Regions from separate parts of the Homo sapiens genome. Here all the other regions are linked to region 2. The links are chromatin loops, found by intact Hi-C in ENCODE. Cell type or tissue: mammary epithelial cell. All regions are shown on one strand. Each heading gives the region's core, and the rest is flanking DNA. Links, peaks and the distances in the headings are about the cores only.

The links. Peaks named below come from ENCODE experiments on the same cell type or tissue, not always from the same donor. Only the 100,000 strongest peaks of a DNase experiment are listed, where the experiment ranks them.
Region 1: it touches region 2 in a loop (9-fold over the local background); 3 of 110 quality-filtered maps call a loop at or near these places.
Region 3: a loop joins it to region 2, with 11 times the contacts of the local background. A loop is called at or near these places in 10 of 110 quality-filtered maps.

What each region holds. Positions count from the first base shown.
Region 1 is chr1:21,698,962-21,709,450 of GRCh38, forward strand. USP48 (ubiquitin specific peptidase 48) reads right to left here. Exons shown (of 27, transcript NM_032236.8): 16 at 7,783-7,907; 17 at 7,506-7,628; 18 at 7,165-7,226; 19 at 6,766-6,876; 20 at 5,301-5,431; 21 at 4,551-4,657; 22 at 2,537-2,641. Among named protein-coding and RNA genes, the nearest start is that of RAP1GAP, 35 kb to the left of the region's middle. In mammary epithelial cell, for the core only: a CTCF peak has its summit at 4,523 (motif pointing right); no DNase peak of the experiment used is centred there.
Region 2 is chr1:22,413,002-22,421,001 of GRCh38, forward strand. LOC105376856 (a long non-coding RNA gene) reads right to left here and starts at 5,963. Exons shown (of 3, transcript XR_947058.2): 1 at 5,840-5,963; 2 at 5,217-5,450; 3 at 3,330-3,969. RefSeq lists an enhancer at 4,229-5,144. In mammary epithelial cell, for the core only: CTCF peaks have their summits at 3,778 (motif pointing left) and 7,632 (motif pointing right); a DNase peak (open chromatin) is centred at 3,740.
Region 3 is chr1:22,271,538-22,282,026 of GRCh38, forward strand. No RefSeq gene overlaps it. Among named protein-coding and RNA genes, the nearest start is that of MIR4418, 11 kb to the left of the region's middle. In mammary epithelial cell, for the core only: a CTCF peak has its summit at 4,497; no DNase peak of the experiment used is centred there.

The sequences.
Region 1 (10,489 bases), core at 1,448-9,447, 710 kb before region 2:
ACGGTACTGCCAGCCAAACAGACAAAAGAGAATGGAGTCCTGAATCGGGATGGATATGTACACCCATACACCCAAATGCATGTACATGCACAGAGTCTTGCTCTGTCGCCCAAGCTGGAGTGCAGTGGCACAATCTCGGCTCACTGCAACCTCCACCTCCCAGGTTGAAGCAATTCTCATACCTCAGCCTCCCCAGTACCTGGGATTACAGGCCCACACCACCACACCTAATTTTTTTTTTTTTTTTTTTTTTTTGAGGCTGAGTCTTGCTCTGCCGCCCAGGCTGGAGTGCAGTGGCGAGATCACGGCTCACCGCAAGCTCCGCCTCCTGGGTTCACGCCATTCTCCTGCCTCAGCCTCTCGAGTAGCTGGGACTACAGGTGCCCGCCACCACGCCCGGCTAATTTTTTGTATTTTTAGTAGAGACAGGGTTTCACTGTGTTAGCCAGGATGGTCTCAATCTCCTGACCTCGTGATCTGCCCGCCTCAGCCTCCCAAAGTGCTGGAATTACAGGCATGAGCCACCGTGCCTGGCCTAATTTTTGTATTTTTATTTATTTATTTATTTTTGAGACGGAGTCTCGCTCTGTCACCCAGGCTGGAGTGCAGTGGCGTGATCTCAGCTCACTGCAAGTTCTGCCTCCTGGGTTCATGCCATTCTTCTGCCTCAGCCTCCTGAGTAGCTGGGACTACAAGTGCCCGCCACCACGCCCGGCTAATTTTTTTTGTATTTTTAGTAGAGACGGGTTTCACTATGTTGGCCAGGCTGGTGTCGAACTCTTAACCTCAAGTGATCCACCCGCCTCGGCCTTCCAAAATGCTGGAATTACAGGCGTGAGCCACTGCGCCTGGCCACACACACACACACACACTTTTAATATATCAACTGAAAAGCACACAATCGAGTTTGCACAAATGTGGCTCGAAAGATGGCTTGTATAGACCACAGAGATGTCCCCGCCACAGAGATGGGGACATGAAAACAGAGTTGACAACAGGGTAAAGGGCGGCAGCAAAGTCATGTCTGCAAACGCTTGTGGAGACATATTAGTAGAGTCAACTAATATGTCTCCACAAGCGTTTGCAGACATGACTTTGCTGCCCTTCTTTACCCTGTTCCTTATGCCAAGGAGCACAAGATGTATATATGCACACAGAGTTTAATAAGGGCATCACTTACTATAGAAAAATATCCCCTTTAAACTGAAAACCTGCATTCTCATCAAGTGTACAGATTTGGTTAGCACTGAAGCAAAGGGCCCTCCAGTGTTGACTGACTGAAATACAGACTGGGAAGGACAACTTAAAGAGTGGCTGATCACTGTCACAAACTGCATGATTTTGCTTCTTCACAGGTGTTTTGAGGTTATTTTATGAGCGCCAATAAGCCACGGAAAACAAATGCTGACATCCCTTTACACCGGTTGGGAAACCACAAGTAACATTTATTTTGGGCACACCAAGATTCAAATCAAGACGGCTTTTCAGACTCTCTCAATCAATGTTAAAAATGAAGTAACAGTATCAACATGCAGACAGGCCAACAAGCCCAGATACCTCTGCCCTGTCACAGATATTGCAGATGGCTATTGTAACACTTTCATTCTTTCAGGGAGAACACCATCCACAATTTCACTACACTATTTTAGTAGTAAAGAAAGAAAACAAACATCTCATCTGTTAAAAATAAAACTTTGAGTAGAAAATCCATGAGTTTAAAGTACAAAATATCCTCCAATGTGGGGGTCTGACTTTTTGAGAAGCTGAAACTTATCTCCACCTACATCAACCATATTCCCACGATTTCCTGTTCTCAAAAGACAATTTATGGGCCGGATGCGGTGGCTCACGCCTATAATCCCAGCACTTTGGAAGGCCAAGGCGGGAGGATCATGACATCAGGAGTTCAAGACCAGCCTAGGTGAAACCCCGTCTCCATTAAAGATACAAAAAATTAGCCAGGAGTGGTGGCGCATGCCTGTAATCCCAGCTACTTGGGAGGCTGAGGCAGGAGAATCACTTGAACCTGGGAGGTGGAGGTTGCAGCGAGCCGAGATTGTGCCACTGTACTCCAGCCTGGTTGACAAGGCTAGGATCCATCTCAAAAAAAAAAAAAAAAAAAAGGCCGGGTGCGGTGGCTCCTGCCTGTAATCTCAGCACTTTGGGAGGCTGCGGTGGGCGGATCACGAGGTCAGGAGTTCGAGACCAGCCTGGCCAACACAGTGAAACCCCGTCTCTACTAAAAATATAAAAAATTAGCCGGGTGTGGTGGTGGGCGCCTATAATCCCAGCTACTTAGGAGGCTGGGGCAGGAGAATCATTTAAACCCAGGAGGCGGACATTGTGGTGAGCTGAGATAGTGCCATTGCACTCCAGCACAGGCAACAGTGCGAGACTCCATCTCAAAAAAAAAAAAAAAAGAAAAAAAAAGAACCAATATCCCATACAGGGTACAGAGACATGGCCAGGGGCTTCGAGTGGCTGCTCTATAAGAACAGCAGAAAGTATAACAATGAAAAGCAGCTTCAACACATACTTGATTAAAATCTGGATCTTTTTCTCCATCTGGTTTAGCTTCTTCCTTGTCCTCCTCTGTTTCAGAACTACTCACATTCAGTTCCGGAGCCGAATCCTTCATCACCTGAATGTGCCAGGACAACAAAGAGAAGTAGGTCAGACCCTAGGAAGGCAGGCTATGGAGGATGTGGGGGCTGGGACCGGCAACCTTTATCAAGACGAGGAACACCTTTATCATGGTGGGATTATAGACTGGAGAGTGGATCAAGAATCAAGCCTTCACGGTTTTCTATGCTCTTTTAACATGTTAGTTTTTTACCCTATGACTTATTCTTGTAGTATTTAATGTGCTCACCATACATTTAAGAGGTCTCTGCAGAGCAGTTATTATTATCAGTCTTGTACAATGATGTTATTTTGCAGAAGTTCGAAGGTGCTTGACACCTTCCCGAGCACACTGATTGCCAAGCCTTTTCAAGTTCTCAAACTATTCAAGTGGCAGGAGTTACATGCTCTTTAAGAATTGAGAAAACGAAAGATGGAAGAAGCGCTCTCTTGCAAACACTATGAAATACTCTTATTAAACTGAATAATGAAACTACATCTAAATTGGATAATATTTTATACCAGAGAACAAAAGATTTAAGAAAATTTTACAGGGAGAAACAGAGACATTTATACTCATTAACTTCATTTTCTCGGCAAATTAGGAAATGAAGGCCTTAGTTTATTTAGCTTGTAAAGCAGAACCCTTGGCCTCCAGGGCATAATTATAAGTTACCCTTCTAAAAAATGTGTTTGGAAACAAGCATCAAATAAAATGTATTCCATTTTGTCTTTAATCCCAGAAAGCATGGAATTAAATAAATTAATAAGATATCTAGAGATATGGGTCAGGATCTACCCAAGAGCCATCCCTAATATAATAAAAATGCTTGGAAATCCAATCCAAGCAAGTATTAACACCTCCACTTCCCAAACATATCCAATCAATTTCACCTATCCTTGCAGGTCAATGGAAGAGGCTCTAACTGACCTCTCTTATTTCTGTTATGCCCTCACAGCAATTCCAAACACTATAGCCAGGGTGATTTTTTTTAAACTATAAATCAGATCATATCATGACCTTGCTTGAAACTCTCCAGGGGCTTATATCTACACTGGGAATAAACCCAAATCCTTGGTATGATGTATAAAACCTGATAGTGTATGGTCGTTCATTCCATATCATGATCCCTTCTTGGAATAAATTTCATTCTAGACCAGCAATAGCCACTAGGGTAGCCATTAGCCACATGTAGCTATTTAATTTTAAATCAACTAAAACTAAATTCCTCAGTCACGCTAGCCACATCGAATGCTCCACAGCCACACATGGCCAGTGACTACTGCAGTGCGCAGCACAGATACAGAACCTAGAACCTGTCTATCACCACAGGAAGCTCTATTGGACAGCACTGTTCTAGGTGCAATGGTTTTCACTCTGTTGCATAAGCACATTAGGCTTATCCTTTTGACCTTTGTTTCCTTTGTCTGGAAAACACTTCCCAGGCTGCATCCCTGACAGTGAGGGCTTGGGTAAAAACAACTTCTCCAAGACGCCTCTCCTGTCTACTCCCTGTCTCACACTAACCTCCACTTGACCCTGCTAAAGTTCCTTCAAAACAATCATTTCTGTGTGAAATCATATGAATTTATACTTTATTCCTGATCTTCCTCACTAGGTGCCTATAATTTTGAGAGAAGGTATTATACCTGCCTTCTTTATCACTGTATCCCCAGCACCTGGACCATTCCTGGAACACAGCTGACATTCAGTAAATATCTATGCATCAATTAATAACAAACTAAATTCTCATATAATCACATAACTGTTCATTTTCAATTATTGTCCAATTTCAATTCTGATGCCAAACAGCTCTGAAGGAACAAAAATGCAGTCCTAGGCAGACCCTCAGTGCAAATACAACAGCAAATCAAGCCAAAGAGCACGCTTGATCATTACTAGTCATTGCCACAAGAGGGACCAGTACCTTTTTATTATCCACAACTTTATGGACATAGATGGTGGCTTGAGTGTATTCACGCAGGTCCCTCTGCTGCTGACACAATAAGCCTTCTCTGCATTCTGGACAGAGTTCTTTGGGGGAAAAAAAAAAAGGGAAAACAGAAGTGGCTGAGGAATCATTGTTAAAGAATCAAAGATCTAAAAACATATGTCAAAGTTACTAGTGAATATTCATTAAACTCTTAGTAACATTTTCTTTTTTTGAGACAAGGTTTTGCTGTGTCACCCAGGCTGGGGTACAGTGGTATGAACATAGCTCACTGTAGCCTCAAGCTTCTGGGCTCAAGCCATGCTCCTGACTCAGCCTCTCAGCGAGTAGCTCAAGACTACAGATATGTGCTACATTTTTATTATTTTGTAGAGAGAAGGTCTTGTTATGTTGCTCAGGCTGGTCTGAAACTCCTGGCCTTAAGCAATCCTTCCACCCTAGTCTCTCAAAGTATTAGGATTATAGGTATGAGCTAGTGTGCTGGCCCAAACTCTTAATAATATTTTCTATTAACCACTATATTCTATTACATGCAAATGATAAGGAAATCCATTTACTGTCCATAAATAAACGTACAAATAATGGGATGATTATAATGAGAGTTTCCACCTAGGGAGTTGGGACCGCCGCATGATCTTTAACTTTAAGCAGACAACACTGACACACCCTTTCTTCTTAAAATGTCAGCTCTTAACTATAGAAACCGAAAGCAATATGAAAACTTACTGGGCTCAGAAATATACTGTGTTTCTGAAGGGTTTACATCTCCCACTTCAATTCTCGTGATTTTAATTACATGATCCACAACAAAGAGCTTTTGTATCATTTGCCACTCACTGGGCCATATGAGAGCTATACTGTGCAAAAAAAAAACACAACATGCCTTAAGACACATGGAAATTAAGAGAATTAACATAATCCATTAGTCTGCTAAACCAAAACCATTAACACTAACATTTAATCCAAAGGAATTAGAGAGAAAAGATACGTATCATCAACAAAGAATAGTTTTTCATACAAAGGAATGTTACCACAGCAGCGAAACTAAATGGACTGAAATTACATGAATCAACATGGTTAGATCTCAAAAACATAATTGAGTAAAATAAGTTAGTTGCAGAAGTATAAATACAGTATGGTGCCATTTATATAAAAAGTTTTAAATATGCAAGACATTATGTGCGTGCATTTTTTTTTTTTACAGAATACTTTCTGAGACAGATAAACTCTAAATTCAGTACAGTGGTTAGTGTGAGAGGAAGGGTGGGAGAAAGAGAAGTAGCAACAGAAGGATAAGCACTGTGGGGCCTTTAATCATATTTGAACCATTTAACTTTTAAACTGAATGGTAACACACATTTGCTTACTGGTGTATTTTCCTGGAAGTCTGACATTTGCAATAACAACGACAGGAAGAAAGGGAGGGAGGAAAGAGAAGAGAGATGCACAGCGAGAGTGAGAGAGCAACAGGGAAGGCGGGATGCAGAGAGGGAGGGAGAGAAAGAGGAGGGAGAAAATGTAGAGAATATATAAACTTTGAACTCCCTTAAATGATGTTAAAGTACTGAAATATGAATAATAAAACTCTAGCTTAACCCCAAGGGCATTTTTATTTATGTGTTCCAATTTCCTTTTCCTGATTTTCTGACAATGTTGGAAGCATTCTACCTTCTCGTATATCACGATTTTTGGTAAAATCGGGAGAAATTCACAGATGAACACCTCTGGAAGTACTTGAAGCATGGAATAAAATTTGGGTTCTAAGACCCTAGAATTCCAGATGACCAGTGCAGTGGCTTTGCTCTGCCACCCTGCTAGCCTCCTCCTTTAATTGTCTGAAGCCTGGCCATGGCAGAACAAAACCTATAACCAAGACCATGTTGATTCTGTGATTCTGGAAAAGAGGTCTCAGCACTGGTCACCAGCAGCGGGGGAAGAGAAAGGGTGGCTGTGTTGTCTTCAAGAGGGACAAGGAAAGAGCAAAAAGACAAATAGCCTCGGGCAGCCTCTTGTCTTTCCTGGAGAAGCAGTCTTCTTCTCTTTTAAAAGGGGAAAAAAAAACCCCACAATTCAGCAAAGGACTAAATTCTTAAAACAGACTATGTCAGATGAGAAATTTCCTAAACATATTTTATTAATCATCAAAAAGAGAAAAGAAGAAAAAAAAATCACATGAAGAGAAGGAACTCACAGTTTAGAATCTTCTTTGGTCATGGAAGCAAATGTAAACATGAGGCCCCCGTGGGGACACAAAAGAGCACTGTTCCCAACTGATGACACAGGGCTGCATCTTGTAGGCTTTCTACTCAAATGAGACAAGGAGGAGAAATATACCTAATTACTGCATGACGAAAGAGAAGATTTTAAAATAATTATTTCAAAATCAGAGATATATTTAAGAAAATATTAGTAATTCAATGTGTTTCTTAGGCTTATTCATTTAATTAATAGAAAAGAAAGCTTTCAGTGTATGCTGGTGAAAGTAACCATGAAGGAAGGGTACAACAAACAGAATCCACGATATCTTAAAAAATACCAGAGTCAACCAAATCAGTAACAATAAAGGAAATAAAACATATTTTGTTTCTACCTAACAAATTTCCGCCACTCTTCTACAAAGAACTGAGACACGATGTAGAGGACATCCGTATCCTAGAACACAAAAATCACAAAACAGTATCCGTCAATTCACCGCCTGCTTAACACAAATTCCTTATAATATACTTTGGTTGTCCTTATTCAAGTTTTATAAATAAAATGAAAACACAGTCCTCTACCAAAAAATAGCAGGCTGGAGTAAATCCCCTGGTTAGATAACTAAACAAATGAGAATATGAGAAGTTCTGGGTTGTTCTGAAATAGCTCACTGGGAATTTGGCAAGGGCTTTAAAAAGAAAAGATGCATTCTTTCTTTTGTGGGAATCATTATACCTCTGGCCAGTTACTGAGACACGGTCTGTTTTTATCCTGGAACAAATTTGGGAGAGAAGTCTTTTGCTCGTTTGCAATCATCTTATGTAAGGCTTCATTTTCTTCCCCTTCTCTTTCTAAAATCTGAAAGAGAATGAAGCAATCAACTGTCTCCTGCTGACAGCACATGACCTGCCTCCTCCCTACACCCCCGTCAGAAGTACAGTGTTAATTCCCCTGGGAAGTCAACCCAGGGAGGTGGCATGCCATTTCCCCAGATGTCAGTAGCGTTCAGTACCTTGCACTGTGAACAGCACTCTTTGTAACTTGGAAACTCAGGAGCCTTTGGAAAGTACTGCTGCAGTTTGCTCCAAGCCTCTTTAGAAACAAGCCTTCTTTCATTTTCAGATATGCATAACTCACCTGAGTTTAAAAAAATATATTTGGAAAAAAAAAAAACAGCTGAAAAAAAGTCATTATCTATTTCCTATTTCTTAAACTTAAGAAAAATCCACAGGTACGCTTTTCTTGCTTTGCTAAAGTTTGGTATTTCTAGCTCTCTTTTCTTGTTTTCAAAAACTTCTGAATTTCCGATTTCATTTTAATTCTAAAGGAGGTAGCCATTAACCTCAATTTTACGTCCTTAATCTAGGTCTGTGATTGAAAAAAAAATCATGAGATAAAAACAAACGTACAAAGCTAAAACCGTGCATTTTCTTTCTCCTTGCAAGGAAGGAAGTAGTCAAAAATGGGATTCCAGGAGTCCTGGGACCTCTGTGCCATGGCAAGCGCTGCTTAACAAAATTACATCTACTCCCACACTCAAAGGTTATCATTTCCTGCAGACTTTATTGCCTCCCATTTGACTAATCTTGAAATCACACTGCATTAAAATAATATTTTGTAAGCTGTGTCCAGCCATCACAAGACCACTGCCTTAAGTTATCAATTCAAAGTTATCAATTCAAACAGAAGATAAAGCAATCTACTGCTCAATCTGAAAACCATCTCCAGTCAAGCACCAACTTCTTTGCTATTTGCAATTTATTTTGAAGATCCCCTTCAATCTTCAAAAATCCCAGAAGATATAAAAAAATAATACTAGTCACCGCCACCCTGCCAGGACCTTTCTCCTCTGGCTCTACTTGTGGTTATACTTACTGTTGTTTCAGCTGTTCCCAAGCAGTAAGTTAGTGAACTTCACTTATCTACCCATATCGGTCATTACCCAGAAAACTATCTTTAAATTTCTAAAGTCATATGTTTGTTTCTGCACCCATTGGCAAGGTACCTACAGATTTATTAAGAGTAATAAAGCCATGAGCTTTCTAAATACATACTACACTTTCCATAATAAATGAATTTAGAAAGATGAATATAACCAGGCAGAGTACAGCTAGTGAGTAATAAAGCTGGGATACGAAACCAGGTCTATAGGCCAGGCACAGAGGCTTGCTCCTGTAATCCCCAGCACTTTCGGAGGCTGAAGCAGGTGGATCACTTGTCAGGAGTTTGAGACCAGCCTGGCCAACATGATGAAACCCTGCGTCTACTAAAAATACCAACATCAGCCAGGTATGGTGGTGCTTGCCTGTAGTCCCAGCTACTCCAGAGGCTGAGGCAAGAGGACTCCTTGAGCCTAGGAGGCAGAGGTGGCAGTGAGCCAAGATAACCACCATTGCACTCTGGCCTGGGCAACAGAGAGAGACGCCATCTCAAAAAAACAAAACAAAACAACACAAAACAAAACAAACAAAACAAAACTAGGTCTGAGGCTGGGCTTGGTGGTTCACACTTGTAAGCCCAGCACTTTGGGAGGCTGAGGGGAGCAGATCACGAGGTCAGGAGTTTGAAACCAGCCTGGCCAACATGGCGAAACCCCGTCTCTACTCAAAATACAAAAATTAGCCAGGTGTGTGGCAGGCACCTGTAATCTCAGCTACTCAGGAGGCTGAGGCAGAAGAATCGTTTGAATGCAAGAGGCAGAGGTTGCAGTGAGCCAAGATTGTGCCATTCCACTCCAGCCTGGGCGAGGAGCAAGACTCTGTCTCAAAAAACAAAAACAAACAAACAAACAAACAAACAAACCCAGGTCTATAGCTCATTCGAACCCCATAATATATTTTAAAATTTATTTATTTATTTAATAGAAAACAGGCCGGGGGCAGTGGCTCACGCCTGTAATCCCAGCACTTTAGGAGGCTGAGGTGAGTGGATCACAAGGTCAGGAGTTCAAGACCAGCTTGACCAAAATGGTGAAACCCTGTCTCTACTAAAAATACAAAACAAATTGGCCGGGAGTGGTGGTGTGCACCTGTAATTGCAGCTACATGGGAGGCTGAGGCAGGAGAATCGCTTGAACCCGGGAGGCAGAGGTTGCAGTGAGCCAAGATCGCACCATTGTAATCCAGCCTGGGTGACAGAGCAAGACTCCGTCTCAAAAAAAAAAAAAAAAAAGAAAGAAAAGAAAAGAAAAGAAAAGAAAACAGAGTCTCATTCTGTCCCCTGGGCTGGAGTACAGTGGCACGATCATAGCTCACTGCAGCCTCGACCTCCTGGGCTCAAGCGATCCTCCTGCCTTAGCCTCCTGAGTAGTCTGGCTAACAGGCATGAGCCACCATGCCCGCCTAATATTTTATTTTGTAGAGAGGGAGTCTCTCGAACTTCTGGTTTTAAGCAACCGTCCTACCTCAGCCTCCAGAAATGCTGGGATTATAAGCATGAGCCACTATGCCTGGTCCCTATAATTTATAATACCTCAGAATGCAACTTAACTTCTACCCCTCACCTCTTCTGGATCTTTGAATAATCCCCAAAAGATTATTTTGCTTTAACAGACTTGTTACCAGAGAAATGGGGTCAGAATGTAAACATGTATTTCCTTCTGGGTGGGCTGTTAATTTAAATTTCCCGTGAGTCTATGAAAACTTATTCTAACGTGCCCATCCTCAGACACAATTAGGGAATTTATTTTTAAAAATGAAAGAAAAAGGTTAATTGGATTA
Region 2 (8,000 bases), core at 1-8,000:
GCAGCTTCCACCTTCCCGTGGTGCAGCTGTAACATGTCAGGTGTATTGGGGCACCCGAGATAAGCTGGTTTTGACATGCTGCAGATGCCTTCCTACCTCCCAGGGAGGCTGTGACCACCCCATGTGACAGAGACAATGACATTCAACATCTGGGTAGCAGCTTATGTGAGGTCATGACTCAGTGCCCAGCACATGGCAAGTACCCAGTGAGTGGTGGCTGCTTTCATTACTTAATAGCAATCTCCCTGGCCCAGACCTTCTTACCAGGCTCATACTTTCCAGCACACTGAACTGGGATCAGGAGGTCTAATTCTACTCCCAGCTCTGACATCCACTTTCTGTGGGACCCTGGATGTCTAACCTCCCCGGGCCTCCATCTCCTCATCTGTAGAACGGAGAAAATCATACCCTCCTCACAGGGCTGCTGGGAAGACAACCAGAGAGACAGGCTATGGGGGCACTTTGCATGCTATAGACAAGGGGCAGCAAACTACCAGGGACAAATCCAGCATGCCACTTTGTAAATAAAGTTTTGTTGGAATGCATCCACCCTCATCCACATACGTATTGTCTGTGGCTGCTTTCACACAACGGTAACAGAGCCAAATAGTTGCAACAGAGACTAAAGGTCTGCAGAGTCTAAAATATTTAGTATCTAGCCCTTTAAGGAAAAATTTAGCTGCTCCTGCTATTGAGCGATTATTCCCAGGTGTTAGCAGCCTTCCTCCTTCCTCTTCCCTGGGAGATGCTCACTCTCAGGCCCTCCCCAAAGGCTGGTGCAAGGCCTGGGTATCTCCTCTTTGACAAGGTTTCCTGGTGACTCTGATGAAGAAAGGCCCTTGGTCCAGACTGCAAAACACACCAGGGTAGTGGACTCAGACAGACTTGAGATCAAATCCCCGTTCTATCACTTCCCACCTGTGTGACTGCAGACAAGTTGCTTAACCTCTCTGAGCCTCAATGTACTTATCTACAAAATGTGGACAACAATGCCTATCCCTTAGAGCTCCTGGGAAGATTAAATGAGACAATGTCTATAAAGGGCTCAGTCAGGCCTGACACAGGATGGGTGCCTGGTAATTGACAGGTTTTTCTTCCTGCATCCCTAAACTAATTTAGTCCCTGGGTATGCTGCATCTTCTCAGTTCTCCCAGAACCCTCCTAGCTTCTCCCTTTCTGCCCCACTGTGGCCTCTTAGGGGGACTCTGCCCCCCATCTTTGTTGAAGGTCCTTCTTCCCCAGCAGGGAGAGGTACATTTGCTGAGAGGCAGCGCTGGGGAGCTGGTCTGATAGAGCCTGGAGTCCTCGGCCCATTTCTGACACTGAAACACCAGCTCCGTGTTTACACAAGGACTCTCATAATATTTGCTTTCTGTGGCCATTATTTGTCCAGGGGCTGACGTCAGATGAAGACAAGCAACTCCCCACTAGCGCTTTCAAAGCACAAGGTCAGCACCTCCCTGTCCCCGCTCCACTGTCCCATCCCCTGGCTCCTTGTCTCAGTTTTCTAAACTAACCACACTCCAGGCTTTGGGTGACTTAGCAAATGTGTTGGCGTGGGACCAGCAGAAAGGCAGATTCTGGTCCCAGCCTGTCGCTAACTAGCTGGGCGACCTTGGGAGGGTCTGGGTCCTCTCCCTGGGCCTCAGTTGCCTCCTCTGTGCCCTGGGAGGGTCGCTTCCAGCGCCACAATTCCATGACTGTGGAACTTCAAGAACCCCCCAGGCTGGGAGATTCCAGCACCCACTGTCACTCTCCTTCCCCACCCCTCCACCCTTCTCAAGCTGCCTAAGAGTGGGAGGAAAGTGAACAGAAATTGTGAAAACAAAGCCACACTTCGACTTAACTACAACCCTGCCGACAGCACAATCTTTCATCAAGATAGAAAATAAGAAGTGAAAAAAGCTACAAGGCTTCAACTGGGCATTTTAACATGGAGGTATGTCCTCCAGCACAGCAAATACCCTGCACCCTGACCAGGGTGGGGAGCCTGTGAATGGACATAAGTCCAGCCTCTTCCACCCATCTGCCACTCATATGAGAAGGTTGCCGGGTGCCGTGGCTCATGCCTGTAATCCTAGCAATTTAGGAGGCCAAGGCGGCCAGATCGCCTGAGAGAGGTCAGGAGTTCGAGACCAGCCTGGCCAACATGGTGAAACGCCATCTCTACTAAAAACACAAAAATTAGCCAGGTGTGGTGGTGTGCGCCTGTAGTCCCAGCTACTGGGAAGGCTGAGGCAGGAGAATCACTTGAACCTAGGAGGCAGAGGTTGCAGTGAGCCGAGATTGCACCACTGCACTCCAGCCTGGGCAACAGAGTGAGACTCCATCTCAAAAAAAAAAAAAAAAAAAAAAGAGGTAAAGAGGTCAAGCTGCAGGTAAAGCCACCTATGTCACAGGGCCAGCTCTGCTTCCCAGGGAGGGGGAAGAATCATGCGTATAAGTCCAAGGGGAGAAAAAAAAATGGCAAAACCAATCCAGGGAGTTACTGACCCCACTGAAATGTGGATCCATACCAAAGACATACGGGTCCACACCTCCAAAGGACTAAATAAAGGACACTCAGCTGAAACCTCAGCCCGAGGGACTTTAGTAGGTCACATCAAACCCTTTCCTGACTTGGCATGGGCCAGTGCGGGACAGTCCAGTAGTTTAAGCAAGTCTATGGAGCCAAACAGACCTGGGTCTGAATTCCGGTAAGGCCACCCAGTGGCTGGGTGACCCAGGGGGAGCTATGGCGCCTCTCTGAGCCTGGGTTTTCCCAGCTATGAAATGGAGATGATAATAATTCATACCTCTTGGGGCTGTTGTGAGAACGTAAGGAACAGTTCAGTGCCTATGCCAGTTTGAAGGTCATACGGGGCCCTAGCCAAATGATCTTCTCCTTGGGTTACTGGATGATTCTTCAAGGGTGATAACCATCAAGACCTACTCTGGCGGATCAGGCACGGTGGCTCATGCCTGTAATCCCAGCACTTTGGGAAGCAGAGGCGGGCAGATCATCTGGGGTCAGGAGTTTGAGACCAGCCTGGTCAACATGGTGAAACCCTCTCTCTACTAACAATATAAAAATTAGCCAGGTGAGATGGCTCATGCCTGTAATTCCAGCACTTTTTGAGGCCTAGGCAGGTGGATCATTTGAGTTTAGGAGTTTGAGACCAGCCTGGCCAACATGGTGAAACCCCATCTCTACTAAAAATACAAAAATTAGCTGGGTGTGGTGGTGTGCACCTGTAATCCCAGCTACTCGGCAAGGCTGAGGCAGGAGAATTCCTTGAACCCAGGAGGCAGAGGTTGCAGTGAGCTAAGATTGCACCATTGCACACTCCAGCCTGGGCAACAGAGCAAGACTCCATCAAAAAATAAATAAATAAATAAAACCCACTCTGGCATGGAGAACATCTGAGTTCTTTGAAGCACTCACATGTACATTCTCATTTGTAGCACTTCTCACAACAGTGCCATAAGGTGGGTCACTCTCCACAGTCTGCAGATACAAAAACTGAGGATCGAACAGACAAAGCCATTTGTCCAGAGCTCACCACAAGCCCTCGCCCTGAAGCCCAGGACTTTGACTCCTAGTCATTGCTCTGGCACCTCCTTCCACAGGCTCAGATCCTACTGACCCCATGTGGCCTCGGTGGGTCCAGCTGTGTCCAGAGGCCTCCCAGACACTGGCTCCAGGCCTCTCAATTTCTCTCCAGCCTCAAAAGGAGGTTCAGACAGCGGAGGTGAGCTCAGCCAGAAGTGTGAGGAGACAGCGCCCTCCAGTGGCCTCTGCGCAGCAGCGAGGGAAGCCGAAGGAGGGGGTGGGGCACTTCGATGTCACAAGGGCTGCAGCCCCGAGGAGAGGGACAGAGATCAGGGGCACATTCGACTCCTGTCCTCACCGGTCCAGCCCCTTGACACCTCCAATACTCCTTCTGTCCCAGGACTCTTAGAATCACACCATTCCAATCTGGAAAGAAACTGAAACGCCACCTAAATGAATATTCTCTTTGCACAAAGATGATTGAATCCAGGGTGGAGACAGATCATCCAAGGTCATGTGAGGAGTCAGGGTGGAATGGATTCAGAGCTCAGGTCCCCTACCTGCCCCTTCAGCCCCAGCAGGAAGTTCATGGAGGTTGGATTCACCAGCCCTGCACCTCCCCGCTCCCCATTTTTCTCCTCTGCCTTCAGGGCTGCCAGGCACACCAGGTAGAGTGGGAGGGGCTGAGGCAGAAGAATGATGGTGATGGGCTCTCCAACTCTTGATGGCTGTGTGACCTGGTGCAGGTTACTTAACCTCTCTGTGCCCCAGTTTCCCCCTCTGTGAAATGAAATTGAATCCTCAATGCCATAGGATTACTGTAAGGACTAAATAATGCATAAAGTAAAAAAGGCCTGGTAGGTGGTAAGCAGCCCCCAAACATGGCAGCCCCTGCTTCTGCTTTTATTACTATTCGTTTGGTGCCTCTAATCCATTGGTTCACTTCTGAGGGGCCACAAGCTCTCCCACGCACCTTTCTCTCCTCCCCTTCTCTCACGTCATTTCTTCTCACCAAACCCCAAAGCGACAAATTAATCCCCAGTACCTGTATCTCTTGTCTGTCACATTCGAGGCTCTGCAAGACGGTGTGGCCTGGCCAGGGACTGGGGAGTCGGTGCCACGCACACAGCCCCTCTGTGGGTCAGCCTGCCACTCTGGCCCAGGGTAAGCTTAGCTAAGGCTGAGTCTCAGAGAAGGGCTGAAACCCCAAAGGGTTTTTCTGGTGCCAAGAGCAGACCGGGTTGAAGGGCGCGGTCAGTACCTTCCTGGGATGATTCTAAGCGCCCAGCTCTAACAGCTGAACATCACCAGGCTCGAGTTTCAGGATGGGAACCTTGAAAAGCCCTCTGTGATTTTCCTTTTCACATCAGGCTTGGGGCCAGGCAGACATGGGTTCAAATCCTTGCTCTGCCACTCATGAGTTATGTGATCTTGGGAAGAGACTGAATGTCTCCGGACCTCAGTTTCCTCATCTGTAAAGTGGGAGTGGTTATAGGAGTGTACGGAACTGTTGGGTTTGGATTAAGGTGTCCAGCCCACTGCCTGGAATGCAGCACTTTGACTTGCTTATTGAACATCAAAATTAATTTACCGCCTTTTTCCCTCAAATCCTGTTCTTCCTCTGGAATTCCCTGTCCTGGTAGGGGTCTGTAATACTTATATCTAGGATGTCTATAATACTTACACATCCAAGGAGGGGTGGCCCATGTTCTCACACTTTCTATCAACTCCGTCATAGCTGTCTTGCACAGAGGTGAATCCATCACAGCTGCCTTGCATGGCCATTCCTCTCCACCCACTTTGGCCATGGCTCTCCATCCAGGACAAGGTTATGGCAAATCCTTCATCACTGGTTTCCTCCTTCCAGCCTCCTTACTCCTGCTGGGGTGGTTACATCAGCCCCTCTCCATGTCTCACTCTGAAACACATGTTCAGAGCACAAAGTCCAAACTGCTCAACCGAGCCAGGACGCCGAGGTCCCTCATGATCTGGGCCCCTCACTCCCACCTCCCCAGCATCATCTACTCCCACCCTGCCTCCCACACAAAACAACTCTCCCTCCCCAAACTCTCAGTGTTCCCTGAGGATGAGGCTCCCTGCTGCTCTGTGCCTCTAAGCCTCTGCCCCCTGCCCCCTGCCCCAACCACCCAGAACGCCCTCTCTGACAACCTCCTCTGCAAGCCCTCTGCAACTGCTCCCACCTGCCCAATTCTTCCCACGTGGAGCCAAGCACTCTCTCCTTCAGGCCCCACCGGCCTCTCTCAGACCCCCATGACGGCCCTTCCCACCTGTATGCGGCAGGTTTACCTGACTAGGCAATCCAGGAGGGAGGCGAGAGCACTGAATGAGAGCAATGCCTCTGGGGTCCTGTCTCCTGGGATTTACTGAGAGGACGTGTGGAGTCCTAGCACCATGTCTGCTGCATATAGATGCTCAGCAAATGAAAGTGATTCTTTTTATGGCTATCTCCCCATGAGGCTGCAAATTCCTAGAGCAAGACTCATGTCTTAATTATCTTTGCATCCCCAGCAACTAGCCCTGTGATCTGGCCCACAGTAGAAGTTTAACAGATGTTTTCACATGGATGAATGGATGGATGGATACATGGATGTATGGATGGATAAATAGATGGATGGTGTGGCTGAAAGAGGAGGAAGAAATACATAAGAGCTGCCATTTAGCTGGTAACTAGGCAGTGACAGAAACGTGCATAGCACTTTACAAAGCAATGTCAGCCAAACCCAACCACGGAGATTGATTCTATTTTTATCCCTGTTTCATGGTGGGGAGGAACTGGCTCAGAGAGGTGAAGACACCTGCCAGAGTTCCATAGTGATGACATTGGTGACAGCCGATATTCAAAGTCACTTCTGCCTGGTTACAAACCCCATGCAATTTCCATTTCTCCACGCTGCTTCCTAAAAGGAAGCAGTTGGAATAGCAGCCGCATCTGAAGGAAATATGAACTAGAATTTATGTCGAGATTGCTAAAGTTCCAGCCTGGCCAACACAATGAAACGCTTTCTCTACTAAAAATACAAAAATTAGCTGGGAGTGATGGTGCTGCCTGTAATCTCAGGTACTCAGGAGGCTGAGGCAGGAAAATCACTTGAACCAGGGAAGCAGAGGTTGCAGTGAGCTGAGATCTTGCCATTGCACTCCAGCCTGAGGGACAGAGCGAGACCCTGTCTAAAAAAAAAAAGAAAAGAAAAGAAAAAGAAAAAGAAAAAGATTTCTAAAGTTACCAGGTGCTTCACACTTATTTTATTTAATCCCACGAGAAGGGAGGCTGCTATCTACCATCCCCATAAAGAGATGAGGAAACTGAGGCCCAGGGAGTTTGGGGAAGGGCAGGCAGATCCAGAGCCCTTTACTGCTGCCTGAGCCATTCTGGTTTCCAGATGCTGGAAGTATCTACAGCACAGAAGTGCTGGCCTGGAAGGAGGGTTCTGGGTCTAAAAGTTAAAGGCAAACAGTGGAGGGAGGAAGGTATTGGCGTCTCTGGGTCATTGGTCAGAGCTGGGGTCTTAGGTGCCCAGGAAGTATCACTGTTATAACTGTTATGAATGATAAACTGCATTATTAGAGATGCTATGTAACCATATACTATAACATTACTTACGTTGTTAGGGAACTATAGGGTGTCCAGAGCACTTTTGTATGTACCACCAATTTTTCCCCACAATTCCTTCAAGATGTGCAAGCCGGGGACTATCACAATCTTACAAAGCAAATGGCTGCAGAGGAGTCACATGGATTCCCCCAAGGGCATATAGTTAGCAAATAGTTTCCCTAGTCTCAACACAAACGTTTCCGATTCCTGGTTCGGTGCTGTTACTCACACACCTGCAGCCTCTCTGAGCCCCTGGTGTGTTACGGGTGCTGTTTAGTAAGCCGATACGAGCACTGATAGAGAGCGAGAGAAAAACACAGATGGGTCGGAAAAGGAAAGCTGAACAATGGCTGGGAAATGGGGAAGGAAGCTCTGGGGGGTCCAGTAAAGGGACCGGCAGTCCAGGCTTCTCTGGGCCCCTCCTCACGTCCCAGCCTTTGCTGGAGCCACATATACAGCTGGCAACCCTGATGCTGGCACGAGATGGCGCCCTTGGATGGGGAACAGACTGGAGTCAGCCTGGACAGACTGGTGATTGGCTGTGAGCACTGCTGACTGGGCTGTCTGCAGTTTCTACACTGCCCCTGGACAGTGGGCACATCGGCTTGTGCTTCAGAAAGGCCCTTTCAAGACTCCTTTACTGAAATCCTAGGCCTGTCCACTCAAACGCACAGTCACAGGGTGAATCAGGGGTGTTCACAGTTATCCCCAGCCAGGTGAGTCCAAACAGGTGGATACAGAATTTTTTTTTTCTTTTTTTTTTTGAGACGGCGTCTCGCTCTGTCGCCAGGCTGGAGTGCAGTGGTGCGATCTCAGCACATTGCAGCCTCCACCTCCCAGGTTCAGGTGCCTGCC
Region 3 (10,489 bases), core at 1,383-9,382, 140 kb before region 2:
TTGGCCCAGGCTTCAGGGGGAGTGAGAGGCTCAGAGACGTGGGGTCTTCACTTACACTGAAACCAAATGCAGCCTTGTCAGTGGCAGTTGGGGATAAAAACGAAGCTGCTTGTGGCCTGGGGTTGGCCAGGGGAACAAATGGTTCCAGGCTCCTCGTCCTCAAGTGGAAACAAAAGGAATCAACTTTTAATGATTTCCGCAGTGGTGGCAGGATTTTCCTCCCAGAGGAGAGTTTGAAGGTGTCCCCAGTCCCTCCAGTAGAGCTGTAACATCCTCTCAGGCCGGATGCCTTACTCGTTCATTCACTCACTTCTTTACTCATTTGTTCACTCAGGTTCATTCACTCACTTATTCACTAATTTATTCACCATCATTCATTCATTCACTCATTCATTCACGCATTCATTTGTTCATTTATTCACTAATTTACTCATTCATTCATCCATTCACTCATTCATTCATTTATTCACTCACCACTCCTTCATTCGCTCATTTACTCACTCGTTCACTAATTTCTTCATTCACTACCATTCATTCATTCACTCATTCATTCATGCATTCACTTGTTCATTTATTCACTAATTCACACATTCATTCATCCATCCATTCACTTACTCATTTGTTCACTCATTCACTTTTTTTATTTACTCACCACTCATTCATTCACTCATTCACTTCATTTGTTTACTTATTTATTCACTCACCACTCCTTCACTCACTCACTCACTTATTCATTCATTTATTTACTTGTCATTTATTCACTTTAGTTAGAAAGAATCAGCAAAAAAAAAAAAACAAAACAAAAACAAAAACCAAAAAGAACATAGACAAATAAAGCTAGAATAAATTGCCTAAGTGTTATGAGGAAACCAACCAGGGGCTGAGGTGGCAAAGAGCAAGGACTCTGCTTTGGAGGAGGCAGTCAGGAAAGTGTTTGTGGGGTGACAGCCACACTGAGCCCTCCATGAGAAGAGGGGAGGGGTGGGGATTCCAGGCAGAGGAGGAGCACGGGCCCATCCCTATGTCTGAGAGATGCCCTGGCTGGAGTGAAGCCACGGAGGACGGGGTGGTGGGAGTGAGGCTGGGGAGTGGAGCTTGGGCTGGGCCTGCAGGAGGGGAGGAGGCTGGAGGATGGATAGGGCAGGGTCAGGGTGAACGAAACAACTCACTCCTTTCCTCCCACCTGGGGAGGCCCCAGAGCCAGCCCTTTCCTTGGGTCCTGCGTAGGGCAGGGCAGGTCCACCTGGAACTTCTGTCTCAACCCCCAGACACACCAAACAGGACCCTCCAGCCTGCCCAGGTGCAAGACCCTGCTGGGCCTGGGTGAGGTGAGATGCACCAGTGCCAGCTCCAATCTGCCCTTGCCAAATGCTCTTCCAAATTGGCTCCGTGAAACCAGAACCGTGAAATCCCGTCAGGATAGCTGGAGGTAAGCACAGCGGTGGAAGGATTTAGACCACGTCGAAACGGCTCATGGACAAGAGGGTGAGAACCCGTGGACTCCTGGGCAAAGGCACCATCGGGAACATTAAGAAAGCAATCCCACCTCAAACCCACAACCAAAATATTTTATAAGAACCCTCCCTTCCCCCCCCACTCTCTTTTTGTCAAGTAAAGGATACACACGGCCTTTCTACTTGTAACCTGGCCAAGAATAATTTGTGGCAGGAAAGTTTGAGCATTTGTCAAAATAAAATAAAAATGTAAAAAAAAAAATTGCGAGCACTTGAGTGTACATTTGTGTGAAACTAAACAGAGGGAAAGTTATTTAGGTGGTAAAATGTCTCTGCGTTTCCCTCCTGCCCCCTGTCCCCTGACACACGGCCCCCCTCCCCAAGTGTTGAAAATGTGATTGTTCGGGTATTTGTTTTGTTAATCTCCCACCAGGGCTGAGGGGCTGCAGGCTGGGTTTCTTCTTGTTCACGCAGGGCCCTGGCTGCCAAACAAGTTTCCCCCCACCTAGCCCAGGGCCAGGGACTGGTGCACCTGTTCCCTGCCCGTCTAGGGAAACGGTGGGGTTGGGGGAGTAAGTTTTTGTCCTTTCAGCAAAGGTAGCTTTGCCCCACCTGAGACCCCAGCTCCTTGAGGATACTTAATATGAGAACTCACCTCCCTATCACCCCCTGAAGCCATGGGTTCTGGCCTACACCCCTGGGTGGTGCTGAGGCCTGAGGGGAGTGCCAGGCTCCAGGTGAGGTCTGGCATAGTGGTTAAGAGAACCAGGCAGAGGAATCATCCAGACCTGGGTTTGAAGCTGATGCAGCCATTTGCTGATTGGATGAGTGACTTCACTTCTCTATGACCCAGTTTCTCATCTGTAAATGGAGTCAAAGATAGTAGCTACTTTGCAGCATAGTTGGAAGGGTTGAAGTGACTCACATGGGGGAAGGGATTAAGACACTCCTGGGCACATAGTGGCTATTTAATAAACTTGAGTGCCTACTATTGATGGGCTTTAAGCAGCATTGGAGGCTTCAAGAGGATGGTATTTTGCTTCTCTGTGACTCAATTTCCCCCTCTGTAAAATGGGGATAATGGCTTGGCCCCCTTCATAGTGTTGTTTAGGAAGATTGAGTGAAATGAGCAAAATCCTCAGGCAAGCGAGAGGCACATGGTATGTGCTTATTAAGCATTAGCTGTAGTATTGTCACGTCTTTGCTCTATCCTGTCATACAATTTCCTTTTGAGTCAACAAAGAAGGAAGGAAACAAGTGTTCATGGGCAGCTGCCATTGGCCAGGCCTGGCACGAGATGCTTTTCCATGAGTGACCTTGCCGTCTGTCCCTAGTGCGTTCCCACACAGACCTTGGTCTCCTTTTGCAGGTGAAGAAACTGAGGTTTGGGCAACTCAGCAGGTTAATGGCAGAGCTAGGAGGAGAGCCCAGGCTTTTCTGATTTGGATTCAGGAGATTCCTTTTAGGGCTGAGTCCTGCATGGGCCGGACCAGACCAGAAGGAGGGGGTAGATGGCGGTGCTGATAATGATGATGATGGTGATGATGATGGGTGCTGGGCGGGTGCTATGTGAAGTTTGTTACATATGTGATCACACTGGGCTCTCCCTACAATCTTATGAGGTAGATTAATCATCTCCATTAGACAGATAAGGAAACTGAGGTTCAGGAAGACCCTGAGCATTTGCCTTGACTGCTCTGTGCTACCAGCAAGGAACCCAGGGCTTGGCACCTAGCACATCATTGATGCTTAATACCCAGCTGTTCCTATTTCCTTTATCTTGCCCTCACCCTTTTCCCTAGAGGGGTCGGACCATGAGAGCTAAAAGGCCCAAGCCAAAGCCCAACTCACTCATTTAACAGATAGGGAAATTGAGTCCAAGGTCAGGGGAGGATCTTGACTAAATCAGGCAGAGAAAGCCAGGCCTGATGGTCAGTGGAGGCCCAGATAATTGTCTGGGGGCTGCAGGAGGGGAGGAAGGGATGGAGGAGATGTAGGTGGCCAGGGGGAGGGCCTGGCTGCTGCTTTAGAAGAGAGGGTAGGCGAGAGCAGGTCTGGGAGGAGGAAGAGCCCTCGGGCACTCCCCACTCACACTATATAGCTTGACTGCTCCCCCTACCCAAAACACAGCCTTCCTTGCCTCTTTCCCTCCCATCATGCCTCTCCTTGCCCCCTCCTAGCCCTCCCTTTGGTGAGACTCCAGCCTAGGAGCTGGGACCTGGTCCCAAGACTCTAGAAACTTGAGTAAGCCCCTTCCTCCCTGGGGAACCCATAAAACGAGGGACAGTGGCATGTACCTCCCCTGCAGGTGACAGGACAAATGAGGTAATGCAGGTGAAAGGCTGGAAACTAGACAGAAATGGGAGTTGTTGTTATTTTTATTATTACTACATCAGATAACTGGTTGGACTGCATTTTTCTCTGGTTGCCCCCGGGGCCCTGTAGAAACAGCTTCAAATTGTGCTGAAAATTGCTGAGGACACAAATCGGGAAATCTGGGCTCTACCCTCACTCCCTCCTGACTCATGGGGCACTTTGGACAAGATCTGGTTCCTGTCCCTCTCTTGGTCCCTGTCTCCCATCTGGATGGTGCAGGTGGACGACATGTTCTGTCTCTGTCCCTGGAACTTTGTAGGTGGCAGCTCTTGGCCTTGTTTGGGTTTGAGGAGGCGCCACTGGGACCAAGGGAGTGGGGAGACCAGGCAAGGATGGGTCCATGGCAGCCCCCTGGGTGCCTGAACCAGACGCTTACTGGGTCTGACCATGGACGTGAGTGAGTCCTCCCCACGCCTCTTGCTGTCCGCTCCCTGAAACATCTTGGGAAAGGAGAGTTGGCCCATCCTGAGACCTCATTCTGGTGGCAAGCTTCAGCCAGGGAGGCACCCCAGTTGGCAGGGACAAAGGCTGAGCTTGCCCCGGGGCTGCCAGGGAGAGGAAGCTGGGGAAGGAGAGAAGTGCCTTTCAGGGCATCGAATTCAGGAGCAGAAGGTGGACGTCTGCAGGGACTGGACTGGGGAGACGAGTGTGCACATCGCCACCTAGGCCCCAAGGAAGGCAGTGCAGCCCCCACCGGGCTCCAGGACCATCTCTTGGGTTCTTCCTACCCACAGGCACGCGCTGTGTGCCCTGCTGGCACTGGGACCTGGGCAATCCCAGTGTGACCCACCACCCTGGCCTTTCAGGCATCCACAGCACAGAACGTGGCTGACCTTGGGGTGACACTGCTTTGGTTACCTGTCCCTGCTTTCTGACTTACCAGCTGACGGTGTGACCTTGAGCAAGAGACAGCCTCTCTGAGCCCATTTTCTGTCTGCAAAAAGGAGGACTATTTGCTCCCTTGCAGAGTTGCTAAGAGCCTGAGGAAGGATATTGCCTGTGATGTACCTAGTACGGAGCCTGGGGCATGGTGAGTTTTCAGTGGCCAGTCATTCCCTGTCTCCCTCCTCTACAAATGAAGTCCTAGGATGCTAGGAGAGCACTGGAAAAGAAGCAGTGCTGCTTGGAGGCATCAGGAGGCTTCACAGAGAAGAGAGGACATTATAGTAGGGTTTTGAGGGATGTACAGGAGTTTCCTTGATATACCAGGGCTCTGTGCAAGCAGGAACCATAAATGTCATGGTTTCTCAAGTGCCTAGTATGTAACAGAAGCTCAATAAATATTTGCTGTTTGAGTGGTTGGCATTCCAAGTAGCAGGACTGTGTAGGAGAGGCATAGAGGTATGCACGATCTGGTCTCAACAGTGGATGAGAAATTTAATTCCTCTTCTGGGACCCCACGGTGCTTTGCCACTTTGTCTATGGAAGGCCGTTGTATACGTGGGTTCATGTGTCACGTCTCCTGGAGGACTGTGGACACCCCAAGAGTGGTCTGTCTGCTCACTCACCTTCACCTAACTCTCTAGGGTTCAGCCATGGATCCATGCTCAGGGAGGTGGATCCATGTTCAAATGAAGAATTGAAGCATGCTCCTGCGGATGACTGGCTAAGCCTTGTTTGGGGTGAGGGTGTGTGTGTGTGTGTGTGTGTGTGTGTGTGTGTGTGTGTGTGTGTTGTAGGGGCTGCCTCCCATGATCCTTCCCCCTCTTCCCAGGTAGTCAAGGGTAAAAAGGGTAAGGTCCAAACCCTTGACCCAGCCTTCCTGGGTCTTCCTGATTGATCTCTGTCCATTGCTCCAGCCTGGTAATTTTGTGCCCTACGAGAACAGTAAGCAAAGCAGAGGCCGGTGGGGGAGGCTGGGGCAAAGGGGTGCTGGTTTAGGTGGGGTGGTTAGCGCAGGGGCCTCCCTGAGAAGGTGACACTACAGCAGAGTGTTTCTCCTTCACCAGCTTCCCCTTCAGGCCCTGGGAGCAAAGCCTGTCCCACTTTCCTGGCTGGGCTGGGCACCCTCTGGTGCTCCATGGCCTTTGTGTGCACCTTCTTCCTGGCTCCAGGCTGCCAGGCCCAGCTGCTTCTGAACCATGTGATCCAGGCAATTCTATATGCCTTTCTTTGCCTCAGTTTCCTCATCTGTTAAATGGGGATAGAAATCACACCTGCTTCCAGGGTGGCTGTGGGCATTGCATCTGTTGTCAATTGCAGAAGGCTCAGGATGGCATCTTTACATCATAAACGCTCCAAAAATGGGGTCGTATTAGTTATTATTGCACTTATCCTGTTTTTCTAGATGCACTGGCCATTGAGTCTTTCCTGATCCTCTGGAAATGAACATGGGAGGAGCTTCCTGGGAAAGCATGGGCAAGACGGGAGAGGAGGATGGTGCTTAGCAGGCCTCTCAGCTGCTGGACACAAACAGCAGCGGATGGTCCCGAGTCCTGCACATGCACGATCATCTCAAATCATTCTTCACCACGCCCCTGGGAAGGCGGCCTCACCCTGCACACAAGGAAACCCCTGAATCAGGAACGGGTGACTTGGCTCTGACTTGCAAGGGGCCGAACTGGGATTTGAACCCGGGTCAGCCTGATTCTAGGCAAAACTGCCTCCCTGGAGAAGTACCTTCCAGCCCATGTCAGGTTAACACTGACCGAGAGCTTTGTGGATCAAGGGGGCCAAAGTTAGTTTCTCCAAATGGACTGGAATTGGAGCAGATCTGGGAGGGGGGATATTTACGGGTTCCCGTGGCCATTTTCGGGAGAAGGCAGACACAGTGATCGTAGAGTTCATTCGACTGGACTCGCTCAGGATGGAGAGATAAAAGAGAGAGAGGAAGGAGCAAGAGAAAGAGGATGGATGGAGGGTCATTCCACGGGGAGGGCCACTCTGCCCACTAGCTGCTGATCAGCTTTGTGTGCAGTTGGTGCCCATGAACCTCTGCAGGTGGCAGGCAGCCTCAGTTCCACATGCCCCTCTCACTCTCACTGCCCTGTAAAGATACTGATTTTCATTCTGCCCAGTGCAGAAACCCTCCAGGTGTGAGACGTAGAGGAAAGAGCACCAGGCCGGGGTCACAAAAACCAGGTACTGGCCCTGTCTTAGACCTTGAGTGAACTTGGGGAAGTCCCTTCTCTTTTCTGGGCCTTGTGATCCCCCTCTGTAAAATGGAGTAACGGCAAGAATGGGTGATGTCCCTTTCAGCTCTAACATTGAATTTGACTGATCATTCATTCAGTCAACAAACATGTATTGAGCACCTGTTATGTGCCAGGCTCTGCTCCAGGTGTTCGGGTTATCAATGAGCCAATGAGAGGGAGACAGACAAATTCTACTCTCAAGGAGCTTGTACTCTTGATGGAGAGATAGTGAATACACTAACAGTAAATAAGGTAATTCCATTTTTATTTTTATTACTTTTATTTTTCTTTCTTTCCTTTTTTTTTTTTTTTTTGAGACAGAGTCTCGCTCTGTCACCCAGGCTGGAGGGCAGTGGTGTGATCACAGCTCTCTGCAGCCTCGACTTTCCAGCCTCAGGTGATCCTCCCACCTCAGCCTCTCAAGTATGTAGGACTACAGGTGCATTCCACCATGCCTGGCTAATTTTTTTGTACAGATGGGGTCTCCTTCTGTTGCCCAGGCTGGTCTTAAACTCCTAGGCTCCAGGAATCTGCCTGCCTCAGCCTCCCAAAGTACTGGGATTACAGGTGTGAGCCACCACACCAGCCTATTTTTATTTTTTTCTAAAAGGTCACCTTGGTTTCAGAAAATAATTTCAGATATCAAGAAGGAACAATAAAACACTGCCATGTGAGAGAGAGAAAGATGCTTTAGATGGGGTGATCAGAGAAGGGCTCCCTGATGAGGTGCTGTTTGAGCTGAGACCTGAAGGATGAGCTCCATCTTGTGAGGATCTAGAAAGCTCCATCGTGTGAGGATCTAGAAGAGCAGGCAAGGCTGAGGGAATGGCAAGTGCAAAGGCCCTGAGGTGGGACTGAGGTGGGAGTGACCAAGGGATGGAAAGAAGTCCAGCGTGGCTGGGGTGGTGAACAAGGGGAGAGTTGTATGAGGTGAGAAAGGGGAGGTGGGCAGGGTGGATGGCTCTCAGTCAGGGAGGCACCACCCTCCCCAGTGAATATTTTCTAGTTGTCACAGGGACTGGGGGACAAACTACTGGCATTTGGTGCTGGGAGGGATGACAAATGTTCTGCAATACCCAGAAGTCCCACACAATACTGTAATTTCCCCCATTAAGAAACATCGGGGCCAGGCGCAGTGGCTCATATCTGTAATCCCAGCACTTTGGGAGGCCGAGATGGGCAGATTGTTTGAGCCCCAGAGTTCGTGACCATCCTGGACAACATGGCAAGGCCCTATCTCTATTTTTAAAAATGCAAAAATTAGCTAGGTGTGAAGGCGTGTGCCTGTAGTCCCAGCTACTCGGGAGGCTGAGGTGAGAGGATCACCTGAGCCTGGGGGGTGGAGGCTGCAGTGAGTCAAGATTGCATCATTGCACTCTAGCCTGAGTGAGTGACAGAGTGTAACCCTGTCTCAAAAAAAAAAAAAAAAAGAAAGAAAGAAAGAAAGGAAGAAGGGAAGAAAGAAAAAAAAGAAAGAAAGAAAGGAAGAAGGGAAGAAAGAAAAAAAAGCAAGAAAGAAACATCGGATCCCATTTCATACCATTAAGATGGCTACTATCAAAAAAACAGAAAATAGCTAGTGTTGGCAGGGATGTGGAGAAACTGGAAGCTTTGTGGACATTCCATTTGTGCTGGGAATGTGAAATGGTGCAACCACTGTAGAATACAGTATGGTGGTTCCTCAAAAAAATCAAACAGAATTACCATATGATGCAGCAATTTCACTTCTAGGTGTGTACCCCAAAGAAATGAAAACAGGTTTTTTGTTTGTTTGTTTGTTTTGAGATGGAGTCTCGCTCTGTCACCCAGGCTGGAGTGCAGTGGTGTGATCTCGGTTCATGGCAACTTGTGCCTCCTGGGTTCAAGCAGTTCTCCTACCTCAGCCTTCTGAGTAGCTGGGATTATAGCTGGCTGCCACCACGCCTGGCTAATTTTTTTTTTTTTTTTAAGAGACGAGGTTTCACCATGTTGGCCAGGCTTGTCTTGAACTCCTGACCTCAAGAGATCTGCCCGCTTCAGCCTCCCAAAGTGTTGGGACTACAGGTGTGAGCCGCTGTGCCCAGCTGAAAACAGGGTCTTGAAGAGATAGTTGCACACCTATGTTCATAGCAGCACTATTCACAATAGCCAAAAGGTGAAGGCACCCCAGGCGTCCACTGATGGATGAATGGATATGCACAATGTGGTATCTCCGTACAGTGGAATATTATTCAGCCCTGAAGAAGAAGAAAATTCTAACACATGCTGCAACATGGATGAACTTTGGGGACATTATATCCAGTGAAATAAGCCAGGCACAAAATGACAAATATGGTATGATTCCAGTTATATGAGGCACTTAAGGGAGTCAGATTCATAGAGGCAGAAAGTAGGATGGTGGCTGCCAGGAGCTGGGGAGGAGAGGAAACTGGGAGTTATTGTTTAACGACAGAGATGAGTATGGGAAGATGAAAAAGTTCTGGAGGTGGAAGCACAACCATGTGAATGTGCTTCACACTAGTAAACTGTGCACTTAAAGATGGTTAAGATGGTAAATTTTAAGTTACATATATTTTACTACAATTTGAAAAGAAACATTGGGCCTGATGCGGTGGCTCACACCTGTAATCTCAGCACTTTAGGAGGCCGAGGCAGGTGGATCACTTGAGGTCAGGAGTTTGAGACCAGCCTGGCCAACATGGGGAAACCTCGTCTCTACTAAAAATATTAAAAAATTAACTGGGGGTGGTGGTAGGCGCCTGTACTCCCAGCTACTTGGGAGGCTGAGGCAGGAGAATCACTAGAACCAGGGAGGCGGAGGTTGCAGTGAGCTGTGATTTCACAACTGTACTCCAGCCTGGGCAACAAAGCGAGACTCCATCTCAAAAAAAAAAAAAAAAAGAAAAGAAAAGAAAAAAGAAACATTTGATCATCTTTTCTCCTTGGCTGAGTGTGGATATTTTTCTATTTTTCTAAGAGTAATGGGATACCATTAGACGGGTGATGGCCCTAAATATCTGGGCTGTTGTGTTTTGTTGCTGGGCTGTTGTGTTTTGTCTACCATATGAAGAAAGGGTGCCAGGGTAGTGGACGCAGACAGGCCAGTGAGGAGACTGAGAAGTTGGCTGGGAGAGAGGGTGGCTTGGACTAGGGCAGTAGCGGCAGATGTGGTGAGAGGTGGGTGGATTCTGGAGGGACTGTGGAGGAGCATCACAGGACCGGTGGCGGATTGAATGGGAAGGCAAGAGGAAGTGTCACTGGTGGGGAGCCTTGGGGAAGGCTCCCTCCATATGTGACTTCAGAGCTCACATTACATGCTCAGCACATGCTGGAGAGATGACAAAGGGGCTGCGCTCCTGTCTGGTGGGAATTTAGGGAAGTCTGACCACACCATCTCCAGGCTGGGCGAAGCCACTGAAGGCTTGAAAGGATTTTGAGACTTCCTCATGCCATCCTCCATCCTCCTGCCTCCAGACCAGACAGACTCATCCTCTCCCCAAACCCCAGCTCCAAGGGACAGCACACTGGAGGATTCAGAACCTGCGC